Linked DNA regions of Homo sapiens: region 2 is linked to region 1. A link is a contact called in ENCODE Hi-C or POLR2A ChIA-PET data. All regions are on one chromosome and are shown on one strand. Each heading gives the region's core, a stretch centred on a gene start or an enhancer-like site at or near the end of the contact. The rest is flanking DNA. Distances are from core to core; before and after follow the strand shown.

Region 1 (5,603 bases), core at 831-3,330:
GGTGCTCCTAGAAGGGCCAGGTGTGCTTAGCGGGGCGATGCACACCCGCAGCTGGCCAACCTGTCTCACTGTGGGTCCACAGTTCCAGGGAAAGGGCACAACCTGAACCTCAGAGTTGGTTCAGCGCATGCTGAGAAGGGCTGATGCCATTTATTTCCCCCCAGCTGCAAAAGGGAGCCCTTGGGGAGCCTTCAGGCTGGGCCATATGTCATGGGCATTTTCTAAGAGCCCCAGACATGGATAGTTTGGAAAGCACCAATGCCCCTATCCTGCTGCACATCCCCTTCCTAAAATGTATCTGCCTGACACACTTGTGGTCCTACTGTCTCCCTTTGCCTCCCCTTTACACCAACTACAGCAGAAAAGCCTCAGGATGTAAAAAACCCAGGGTGCCAAGGAGCCAATGTGGAATGCTAGAAAAGAACCTGATACAGGGAATGACTCGCGACTGGGAATGGGGCTCTTCAAAGCATAGGAAACAGGTTCCCAATTCTTTGCGTCCAACAAAGTGAAAGGAGAACCTACTCTGGAAGCCTGTTGTTAAACTACTAAAAATAATTTTTCATGATAGAAAACTTGGTAATTTAGGGGATATAACTTGGAAGGAATCTGAATAGCAGTATGAATGCTAGAATAAAACTCACCTCATATCCACCTACTTACTTATGTGAATAAAGTTTCTCAGTGCTTATAACTATATAAACAGAAAACAAAAATGGAACTGATGCCAAATATTGTCTTATTCAAGCATGGATATATGAAGTGGAAAAAATATCAAATATCCATCTTCTAAAGAGGGATATTTATCTCAAATTTTACTTTTTATATGTAATAATCATCTATAAAATACATAATTATATTATCTTAAGCAATAATTATAATAATTTATTTCAGAAGAAAAATTTTCACACCTAGAACTTTATCTTCATAGGAAATAATAAACAGTTTAAAATGTAAATTTATACACATGTTTTTGTTGCAGAGAACCTGTGATCTTTTGTAGATGTTGACTAGCGGTACCATAGTGGGGATGACATATTTGGCCTAAATGGGCCCCTCCATCAGTGAGGTTTCCTAGGTCTATGATTTGCTGAAGTGTCAATTGTTCCCTAATGCTCAATGGGTTGATTGTTGGTCACGGCTGGAGCCTTTTAACTTTGGCAAAGTCTGAGAGCCCTGACCAAGAAACACTTGTTTGGTAGAAAGGCCTATTCCAGAGTTTAAAAACCAAACCAAAAACATGGGGTGGGGTGGAGGGGACCGGCCAGGCCATCATACCCCTGAGACTCTGAGCTTTACCTGTGAGTCAATGACAAATATCAGTGCTCCTGTTCCCCGGAAGATCATCTCATAGTCAAATGTAGGGTCAAAAAAGTCAATCTGTCCTGGGAAGTCCCAAATCTGAAAATTGACAAAGGAGCTGTTGGAAACATCTTCCCGGCATATCTTATTAGTGCTCTCCAAGAACAGAGTTTCGTTGGGAGACATTTTGTGAAAGACAACTTTCTGAATAGACGACTTGCCGCTTCTCCTCAGGCCCATGAGCAGGATTCTCGGCTTCACTTCAGTGCTGAAGGGGTCACTGAAGTCCAGAACTGGAGAAACCACAAAATGAGAATGAAGGTGAGATGCTTTCACAGAGGTTAATTAGAGGAGTTTCACTTCCACCTCAAATGTGATTTATGATTCACAGATGATGCCACTCTTCCAAAGAGTGCTAACTACAGTCCCTCCACTTAAACCCCAAGTCTTGCTGACTTCACAACCTTAACACTTAACCGCTGGTCTATACTTCCCACCAGGCAAAGGGGACAGCTTTTGCTAAGTGCAAAACACTCAACAATAGAGTCTCGCCACTTCTTACACCATCCCGGAGGCCAGACACCAATATAATGCCACATCACAAGCAGGGACTCAGGAGCGTGAAGAGAGATTTATTTCCTGGAGCAGACTGTGGAAAGAATCCAGGTCTGAGCATTCAGGAGCCATATTGTTCTCTGAGAAGCCATCACTAAAGAGATGCTTGTTGACGTGAGTTATGCCTCTCTTAGTCACCCTCCTCTGGCTAGTACTCTCCCAAGCCACGAAGGCCTGGAAAATGGGCCTTGGACTAGATGTCGCAGGTTTGGATTGTGTTACACAGCAGATGCAAAGTTTGTGAAAGGCAGACATCTCTCAGGCCCACCCTGGCTCAGGGCCCCCATCCAGTAAGGTAGCTACTAGCCAAATACAGCTATTTAAATTAAAATCGATTAAAATTAGAAATTCAAATCCTCCTCCTATGATGTTTCTAGAGAAGCCAAATTCATAGACACAGAATGTTTTCAGGGGTTGGGGGAAAAGACGAATGGGGAGTTCTATGTTTAATGGGTATGTAGTTTCAGCTGGGGGAATATGAGAACATTCTGGAGATGGATGGTGGTGAGGGGCGCATAACAGTCACATTGTTATGTGGCCCTCACCGCCAAAAATGGCTAAAACTGTAAATGTTATGATGTTATATATATTTTATCACAATAAAAATTTGGGGGTTCCTCAGTTTCATCGTGGCAAGTACTCAATAGCCACATCCAGCAAGTGGCTAACGTATTGGACAGCACAGACACAGAACAGCAGTCCCCAACCTTTTTGGCACCTGGGACCAGTTTTGTGGAAAACAATTTTTCCAGGGACCAGTGGGATGGTGGGGTGGTTTCAGGATGATTCAAGCTGGTTACATTTATTAGGCAGTTTATTTCTATTATTATTGCATTGTCCTATATAATGAAATAATTCTCAAGTCACCATAATGTAGAATCAATGGGAGCCCTGAGCTTGTTTTCCTGCAACTAGACAGTCCCATGTGGGGTTGATGGGAGACAATGACAGATCATCAGGCACTGGATTCTCATAAGGAGCGTGCAACCTAAATCCCTCACATGTGCAGTTCACAACAGGGTTTGCACTCCTATGAGAATCTAATGCCACTGCTGATCTGACAGGAGGCAGAGCTCAGGCAGTAATGCGAGCAATGGGGAGTGGCTGTAAATACAGACGAAACTTCGCTTGCTCCCCCACTGCTCACCTTCTGCCATGCAGCGCAGTTCCTAACAGGCCACAGACTGGTACAGGTCTGTGGCCCGGGGTTTGGGGATCCCTGACATAGAACATTCTTATCCTCACAGAAAGTTCTAGAGGCCAGCACTACACCAGTTCCTGGTAACAAAAATTCAATCTTAAAATCCTTTGCTAAGGGTCCTAGAGGGATTAGGCATTACTGGATAAAAGTAGGAGTTGGTGGGCCGGGCGCATGGCTCACACCTGTAATCCCAGCACTTTGGGAGGCCGAGACGGGCGGATCACGAGGTCAGCAGATCAAGACCACCCTGGCTAACACGGTGAAACTCCATCTCTACTAAAAATACAAAAAAATTAGCCAGGCGTGGTGGCGGGCACCTGTAGTCCCAGCTACTCAGGAGGCTGAGGCAGGAGAATGGCATGAACCTGGGAGGCGGAGCTTGCAGTGGGCCGAGATCATGCCACTGCACTCCAGCCTGAGCAACAGTGTGAGACTCCGTCTCAAAAAAAAAAAAAAAAAAAAAGAAGTTGGTGTAACAGCTCAAAACCCTGTAGGGCTCTCTCTTTCCTTCGTTCTTGAAACATATAGTATTAATTCCACAATGTTCTTTAGTCCTAGAAAACCGCTTAATTGGTAAGCAGCCTTCCTAATTGACCAAGAGCGTGTATATTTCACAGGAGTAAAGGAAGTATAGACCGTGGTTCAGTGTTAAGGCTGTGAAGTCAGCAAGACTTGGGGTTTAAACTATCAGACCTTGAAAAAGATACTTAGCTTTTGAGACTCAATTTCAAAATCTACAAAATGGACTTGATAATGAAAATAAACATCTCATAGGGCTGTTACAATAAATGAGATCAAGGACCTAAAACAATTATTAAAACTAAGACATTCAGCAAATGGTGCTGGGCCAACTGGATATCCACATGCAAAAGAATGAAGTTAGACCCTTATGTCATACCATATACAAAAATTAACTCAAATGGATCAAACATCTAAGTTGAAGAGCTAAAACTATAAAACTCTTAAATCAAAATGTTTTATTTAAGAAGGCAACATAGGTGTAAATCTTGGCAACCTTGCATTAGGCAATGGTTTCTTAGCTATCACAGCAAAAGCACAAGCAACAGAAAAAAAAACAGATAAACTGGACTTCATCAAAAATTTTAAAAGTAAAAAGACAACATACAGAATGGGAGAAAACATTTGCAAATCATACATGTGATAAGAGTCTAGTATCCCGAATATATAAAGAATGCTTATAATTCAACAATAAATGACAACCCAATAAAAAATGAGCAAAGGATGCGAATAGACATTTCTCCAAAGAGACACTAAAGGCCAATACACATATGAAAAGGTGCTCCATGTCATTAGCCATCAGAGAAGTACAAGTAAAAACCACATTGAGATCCCACTTCACACCTACTAGGATGGCTATAATCAAAATGACAGATAATAACATGTGTTAGTGAAGATGTAGAGAAACTGGAACCTTCATATGCCACTGGTGGGAATACAAAATGTTGCACTTTGAAAAACAGTTTGGCAGTTCCTCAAACATAGGCTGGGCATGGTGGCTCACACCTGTAATCTCAGCACTTTGAGAGGTCAAGGCAGGCAGATCACTTGAGGTCAGGAGTTTGAGACCAGCCTGGCCAACATGGTGAAACCCCATCTCTACTAAAAATACAAAAATTAGCCAGACATGGTGGCAGGCACCTGTAATCCCAGCTACTTGGGAGGCTGAGGCAAGAGAATCACTTGAACCTGGGAGGCAGCAGTTGCAGTGAACTGAGATGGCGCCCCTGCACTCCAGCCTGGGCAACAGAGTGACACTCTGTCTTAAAAAAAGATTAAACATACAGTCACCATATGACCTAGTAATTCCACTCCTCCAAATATACCAAAAAAAATTGAAATCATATATCCAGGCAAAAACTTCTACACGAATGTTCACAGCAGCATTATTCACAATAGCCCAAAAGTAGAAACTGCCCAACACCCATCAACTCATGAATGGATGAAAAGAATGCGGTACAATGGAATACAGGCTAGGAATGGTGGCTCATGTCTATAATCCCAGTACTTTGGGAGGCTGAGGCAGGAGGGTTGCTTGAGGCCAGGAGTTCAAGATCAGCCTGGGCAACATAGTAAGACCCCATCTCTACAAAAACTTTAAAAATTAGCTGAGTATGGCAGCATGCATCTGTAATTCCAGCTACTCAGGAGACCAAGGTGGAAGGATCCCTTGAGCCCAGTGGCTCGAGGCTGCAGTGAGCCACAATCATGCCACTGCACTACAGTTTGGGTGACAGAGTGAGACCCTGTCTCAAAAAAAAAAAAAATACAATGGAATATTATTCAGCCATAAAAAAGGAATAAAGTACCAATTCATGCTACAATATGGATGAACACTGAAAATAATAATGCTAAGTGAAAGAACAGACACAAAATGTTATCTATTGTATGATTCTATTTACATGAAATGTTCAGAATGGACAGATCCATAGAGACAAAAAGTAGTTAGTGGTTGCCAGTGGCTAGA
Region 2 (5,603 bases), core at 1,035-3,534, 690 kb after region 1:
CTTCTTGTCAGGTCTCAGGTGAGGCAAAGTTAAGATACAGTCATAACTTCTCTTTAACTTTGATAAATGAAGAAACAGCATTCTAGGAAAGTCCTGGAGGAGGTTAAAGGGAGACTGATTTGAAGTCTCAGCATCTAATCCTGAAGGCTAACAAAAAAGTTATGTCCACAATTATGACTTTGTACTGTGAAATACACAATACACTTTATAATGCAAAACTTTGGTGGGTGGAAAAGGACTCTAGAAGGACAGGTATACATTGTATTAAACAGAAAATAACTTGCAAAGCATAAAAAATAAAAATAAAAGCAACAGCAATTGTTTTCTACCTGTCAGCATCTGGTCAATCTGTCAGATTGTTCAGTAACCAGAATTATAACAGATGCAATATTTTCTGTGGGGAATTACACCACCATGGAAGCTATTGCTCCTGAAGTTTTGCCCATTTCCACCTGAAATATTTTTTTAGCCTTACTTGATTACAACATTAGCACTCTCTTTCATAACGTACACCAGCAGGTACTACAATTAACATGCACAGATGTTAGAACTGAACATCCATGTTTAAATAAAAAACAGGGAGAAGGTAAAAATTACTGAATATGCTCAACACAGCACTAATCTTAAAAGGAAAGAGAGGCTTACATTGTGCTAACTTAACAGCAAAATAAAAAAAACAACAATCCCCCAGTTGGCATTAGTAACCTAAGAAGAAGCAAACCACTCTATAAATGCCTGTATTCTTCTGAAACACTGAACCAGAGGCTGATCTTTTGTCCATTTAATTCCAAAATTTGTACTCCAAGAATAGAGGAGAACTCCCAAATGCTCTCAAATTCTCCAACACATTTTATGATGCAACTGCACAAATGACGATAACACCAACATCATTTTGTGGAGTGCTGGCTTTGTGCTTTATGTACGTCATCTCACTGAATCCCCACAACCACCCTCTCATTCAGGCAGGCAGTACTACTTCTGTTCCCATTTTCAAATAAAGACACCCAGGCCTAGGAGAGGTTAACAGATCAAGGTCAACAAGTAGCTAAGCTAAGATTTGATCCGGAGTCTTTTTTTCCTCCTAAAGCTCTCAACTCATTGTAACCACTGTGCCACACTGTCTGCCACAGTTGGGGATGCCAAAGAAAAATGTGATTTGCAGTCTTCATTTTTCAGAATCTTCTGGAACTGCCCTCTTGACTCATCCATTTTACAAAGCTCATCAGACTGAAAGGCTCAGAACACTTGCAGACATTCTCATTCTTTGGAAATGCCACAACCACTCAGTCAGTGGAATGGGACAGCACCATCAATGGGATTGCGAAGGCACAAATTTCCCTGTGAATGCTGGCGCCGCCTCTCTTTGGTGTTTCTTCTAGCCACAAACGGACACGTTATCACTTACTGTGGTTGCATTCGACTCAGCAGCCAGATGCAGGGGAGTTTTTACTTGGTTAACTGTCCCTCCAACATCTGTGTCTACAGAAGATACTACAGGGCAGGCGTGTGCTCATCCTTGTCCCTTCTCCCTCCTCCAACCAAACACACAAAAAGTTTTCCAATCTCTAGGGCAACACCATTAAGATATCCTTTCCTTGCTGTGCTATGAGTTTACAAGAAATAACTTTCTAACAATAAGCCAAGAAGATGGATGTTGTAAAACTGCATTTCAAATAAGGCAATTCCTTTTTAAAAAAGATTCAAGGGTTTCACGCTTCTTTCTTCCTTCCATCAACACAATTTGTTTATGTATGAGTTGGATCTTTCTTCCTTCGGAAGAGAAAAGTGCTGATAAACTATCATGTGTAGACACACAACGCAAAAACTTGGTTGCCTTTTGCTATTTAAACAGAGACAAATTATTTCCCAATATACCACTTACCAGACAGATGCAAAGATGTGGGCAAACCAGTCATCAGAATTAACAGAGTGATTTTGCTTGCACTACATATTCTGATTTGTATGACTCTTATTTTTAGCCATGCACAAAGGGCAATAAATGGAAAATCTTATTCTAACCGCTACTTTTTCTGGGCCACCCACACTGCCCCACCTACCACACAACTTCAAAATGTAAAAAAACCCAGACCAGGGTTTGTCCTAACAAGGGATGCAAAGTGGCTAAAATGTGTGACATTTTTTCCAGTTAGTGTTTGTACTTTCATTTTTTTTTTTTTTCTGTCTCAGGACTTTCAGGGAAAACAATGTTGACTTACCAATGGGCATTTTCAAAGACTCTAAGTTGGTATGTCAGTCAGTGTACAGACAACGTGATCCGCAAGGCACGGGCACCACCCTGCCGTGAACCACATCTCAGCCAATCTTCCGCAAAGAAATGTACCCAAAAACTTTTCTGTAAATTCAGGAAGGTGATCCACACCTTCCACATTTTGTTTTGAAACAATGATGGTATTTTAAAAGTTCTTCAAATTAACAAAAGTGATATCAGAAATATAAACATTTCTAAAACAGAGCGGGCTGTGAGGAGTGATTTTGCCAAACTTAAGTCAGTAGCACTTGACTTATATCTGCTTTTAGTCTGCGGTGGCACCACGCTTACCAAGGCACAGTATCCCCTTGCTATCCCTTTCCTTCTGTGCATTTTTTCTTTCTGTATGCCTTAACCACACTTCTCCACCTGATAACCTGAAGCTTATCAAGCATTAATTCACACATGGTTATCACTGTGGATTGAAGCATCTGATATTTAGAGATAACCATCTTGACGGCAAATAATAAAAACAAAATTGATGAAGAGGATATTTGCCAGGGGCACAGAGAAGATAGAGATGAGAGTCTATTTTTGATTACTATCTTTCCAGACTTTTAATAAAAAGTTATTACAGTCCCAGGATACCAATTAAAATGCTTGTTCCTCTGAGCCCTCTGCAAACCACAACAGCAAACATATGCAGGTAACAATTAATATTTAAAAGTCTAGTTCAACAAAATCATCAGAATCATTAGGAAACAAAAGGCGTCAACCCTGAGAAAGGCATCTTTACCTGTGTGCCTGCTCATTATCCAGAAACTAGAGGAAATGTTCTTTCATCGTCTGGTAGTTAGCACATGCCCTGCAGAGCTAACACCGTCTTCATGCGCGGTACTCGAGCAGCTCTGATGAGATGTCTCAGAAAATCTTTTTTGGGTGATAGTCCACTATCGCCAGAACTTCTGACTTGTGTTGTAAAAACACAGGCAATTAAGTATTACACAAAGTGGGTCATACGCCACTGAGACAACCACACCGCCCCCAAATCAGACTCCAAATGACTGTGCTGTGACAAGGTAGGAGGGGTCTGAACGCAGCGAAAGCAAAACTTTTATGTGGTGAGGAGCATTTTAGTTTTCACTGGTTTAGGTTAGAGAAAGTTAATCTCAATGTCAACTACAAAGCCAACAAACTTTTAGTGTGTTCTTGAATTTATATGACAAATGCTGGCTGTTCATCTAATGGGAAATTCAGATCCAATGTCATAAACAGTCTGAGGGACAGTCTCAGGCTTAAATGACATGCCCATCACTAAACAAGTGAGCACTGTGACTCAGTGAAGGAAGGCGGCCAAATCGAAACTAAAGATAAAGAACCAAATTCTCATTATCCACATTAGCATCTCCTTCTCCAAAGGAGGATCAAAGTACTGTATACCACTTCCCCACACCCGTAACCAACCAGGGCATTCAACACAATCGCAGATGCTACCCAAACACCCTTCAATTGCTGTAGGAAAAAGGTCAAATGTAGTTACCTGAATTGAGCACATTCATTCATCTGTCACTGAAGAGCCACAGAAATATTAATCCAATATACACTGAGTTCCTATTACATACAAGGACACAGAGGACATGAAGGGATGCTCTCAAAGTCACTGCTTTCAAGGAACTTAAGAATCCTTTACACGGGATGATAAAACCTAGATATAACCAATGTCAAAGACAGACTTTTTCTTTTTTTTTTAAACAAACAAAATCCCTTCTAGCAGCTAGCTGCTTACTAAATACTTCCTATTCTACGGACATAAAGTTTGTGGATTACAATTCTACATTTCTCAGATGAATCTTCTAACAATTCCTTAAATTTTACCTTGGTTTTCTTTCAGTGCTCAAAGCCCTTCCTAACCTTGGCCAAGTGTTAGGATTCATCCTAACCTGAAGGCCTAGTACTCTCCAAAGGGAAGCACAGAGATACCAGCACAACTCAAGGAGCTATAAAATCACACCACAGCAATCGGAAGAGATGCATCTTTAAAGGGGGATAAAGGATGCAAAGTTAAAGGAAAACTCTGTTCACAGCACAAGAAGGCATATATTTGAATGAAATTTTGTTACCAAAATTATAAAATCAGAATTTGATTGGAGTTCATATTGTTTGGATTGTGAATGCGGAATGGGAAGATCTGGCTAACTCAACCTTTCCCATTTCTGCCAAATTGCCTTATAGTACAGTGATTACTAATTTCTAAATAATCAGAACACAATCAGTTGACCTAACACCAAAGCCATCTTGTACATAACTGAATCTTCCTTTATGATTCCAGAGGCCCACTAGGATCTTACAGGGCCACTCACTATCATTTTGACTGACAGAAGGTAGAAATGAAAATACTGGTTGACAGGAATTTCCACCTGATAAAGATACTAGTGAGTCCACACAGCTATCTGTTCTTATAAGAGCTGATTAATATAATTAGAAGGAAGAAAAAAAAAGTAACAAGGAGATCACTGTCCTATAAGATGACACTTAAAGGCATCATTCCTAAGTGCCACCAGCTTGTAGGATGTAATCAGTCTAGAGCACTGCTTGTAAATTTGGAATTAGTTAATTAGTTTCTTGAAAAAAGTCTGGAAAAATACATAAAAGTATGAGTTAACAGGTAGGTTATATTTGGGCAGCCAGATTATAGGTAATTTATCTCTACCTTTATTCAATTTTCTGCTATTTTATAAATTATGTAGAATACATGTATCACTTTGATAATAAGGAAAACAAAGCTACTTCTGTTCAGATAAAAGGAAACAATTATTTTCTGATTGTGGTTCTGTCTAGAAATCAAGAACACTTCATCAATAAGTTTCTGACACTTTCTGTCAAGAAATCAAGGACCCAGCATACTAATCTGAACTGAACTGATGACAAGTAAGGCACAGAATACAGGAAAAACATGCTAGAAATAACAGATTATAGCTTCTAATTAAGCACCGCAAGGACTCTAAAAATCTTGCTATCCTGCAAAGCTTTGTAAATACTGTTCTGGGGCAGAAGAGCAGAAGTGCTTTTCCTCCTCATGACGCACAGTCTGTGCAACTTCCAGCTGCCACAAGGCTGCAGGCACACACTCTTACAAGATCTAGCTAATGGGACATCCTTGGAAAAACATGCTGCAATGCCCTGGGTTAAATCTGGGCTCACAGAGAGGCATCATTTCACTAGTGACAGGTGCATCCAAAAAAGAGCACACAAACCATTTCTTAAAAATCAACAGATTGGAAACTATTAGAATAAATTGATAAACAATTTGTACTACAACTGATGTCACTGGGCAGGCAGCTTTATAATAAAACATAGATTATTTGGAGACTCACGACTCAGAGAATTATCTTTT

What was found. Hi-C counts contacts between places; a loop is a spot of excess contacts on that map. ChIA-PET counts read pairs that join two places held with the same protein, here RNA polymerase II (POLR2A). Pooled maps may share reads with other maps.
Region 2: a loop to region 1 is called in a pooled map, with 4 times the contacts of the local background. The contact joins two enhancer-like sites. A Hi-C loop is called at or near these places in 3 of 50 pooled maps. POLR2A ChIA-PET finds 5 or more read pairs at or near these places in 2 of 52 experiments (T-cell and activated CD4-positive, alpha-beta T cell).

What each region holds. Positions count from the first base shown.
Region 1 is chr6:89,385,996-89,391,598 of GRCh38, forward strand. It overlaps RRAGD (Ras related GTP binding D), which reads right to left. Exons shown (of 7, transcript NM_021244.5): 2 at 1,300-1,595. Among named protein-coding and RNA genes, the nearest start is that of RRAGD, 23 kb to the right of the region's middle. RefSeq lists an enhancer at 1,388-1,447. Within about 2 kb of position 2,081, at least 3 of the 41 ENCODE cell types and tissues checked have a DNase peak (open chromatin) inside an H3K27ac peak, as active enhancers do.
Region 2 is chr6:90,077,752-90,083,354 of GRCh38, forward strand. All of the region lies in intron 5 of BACH2 (BACH transcriptional regulator 2), which reads right to left. Among named protein-coding and RNA genes, the nearest start is that of GJA10, 190 kb to the left of the region's middle. Within about 2 kb of position 2,285, at least 4 of the 41 ENCODE cell types and tissues checked have a DNase peak (open chromatin) inside an H3K27ac peak, as active enhancers do.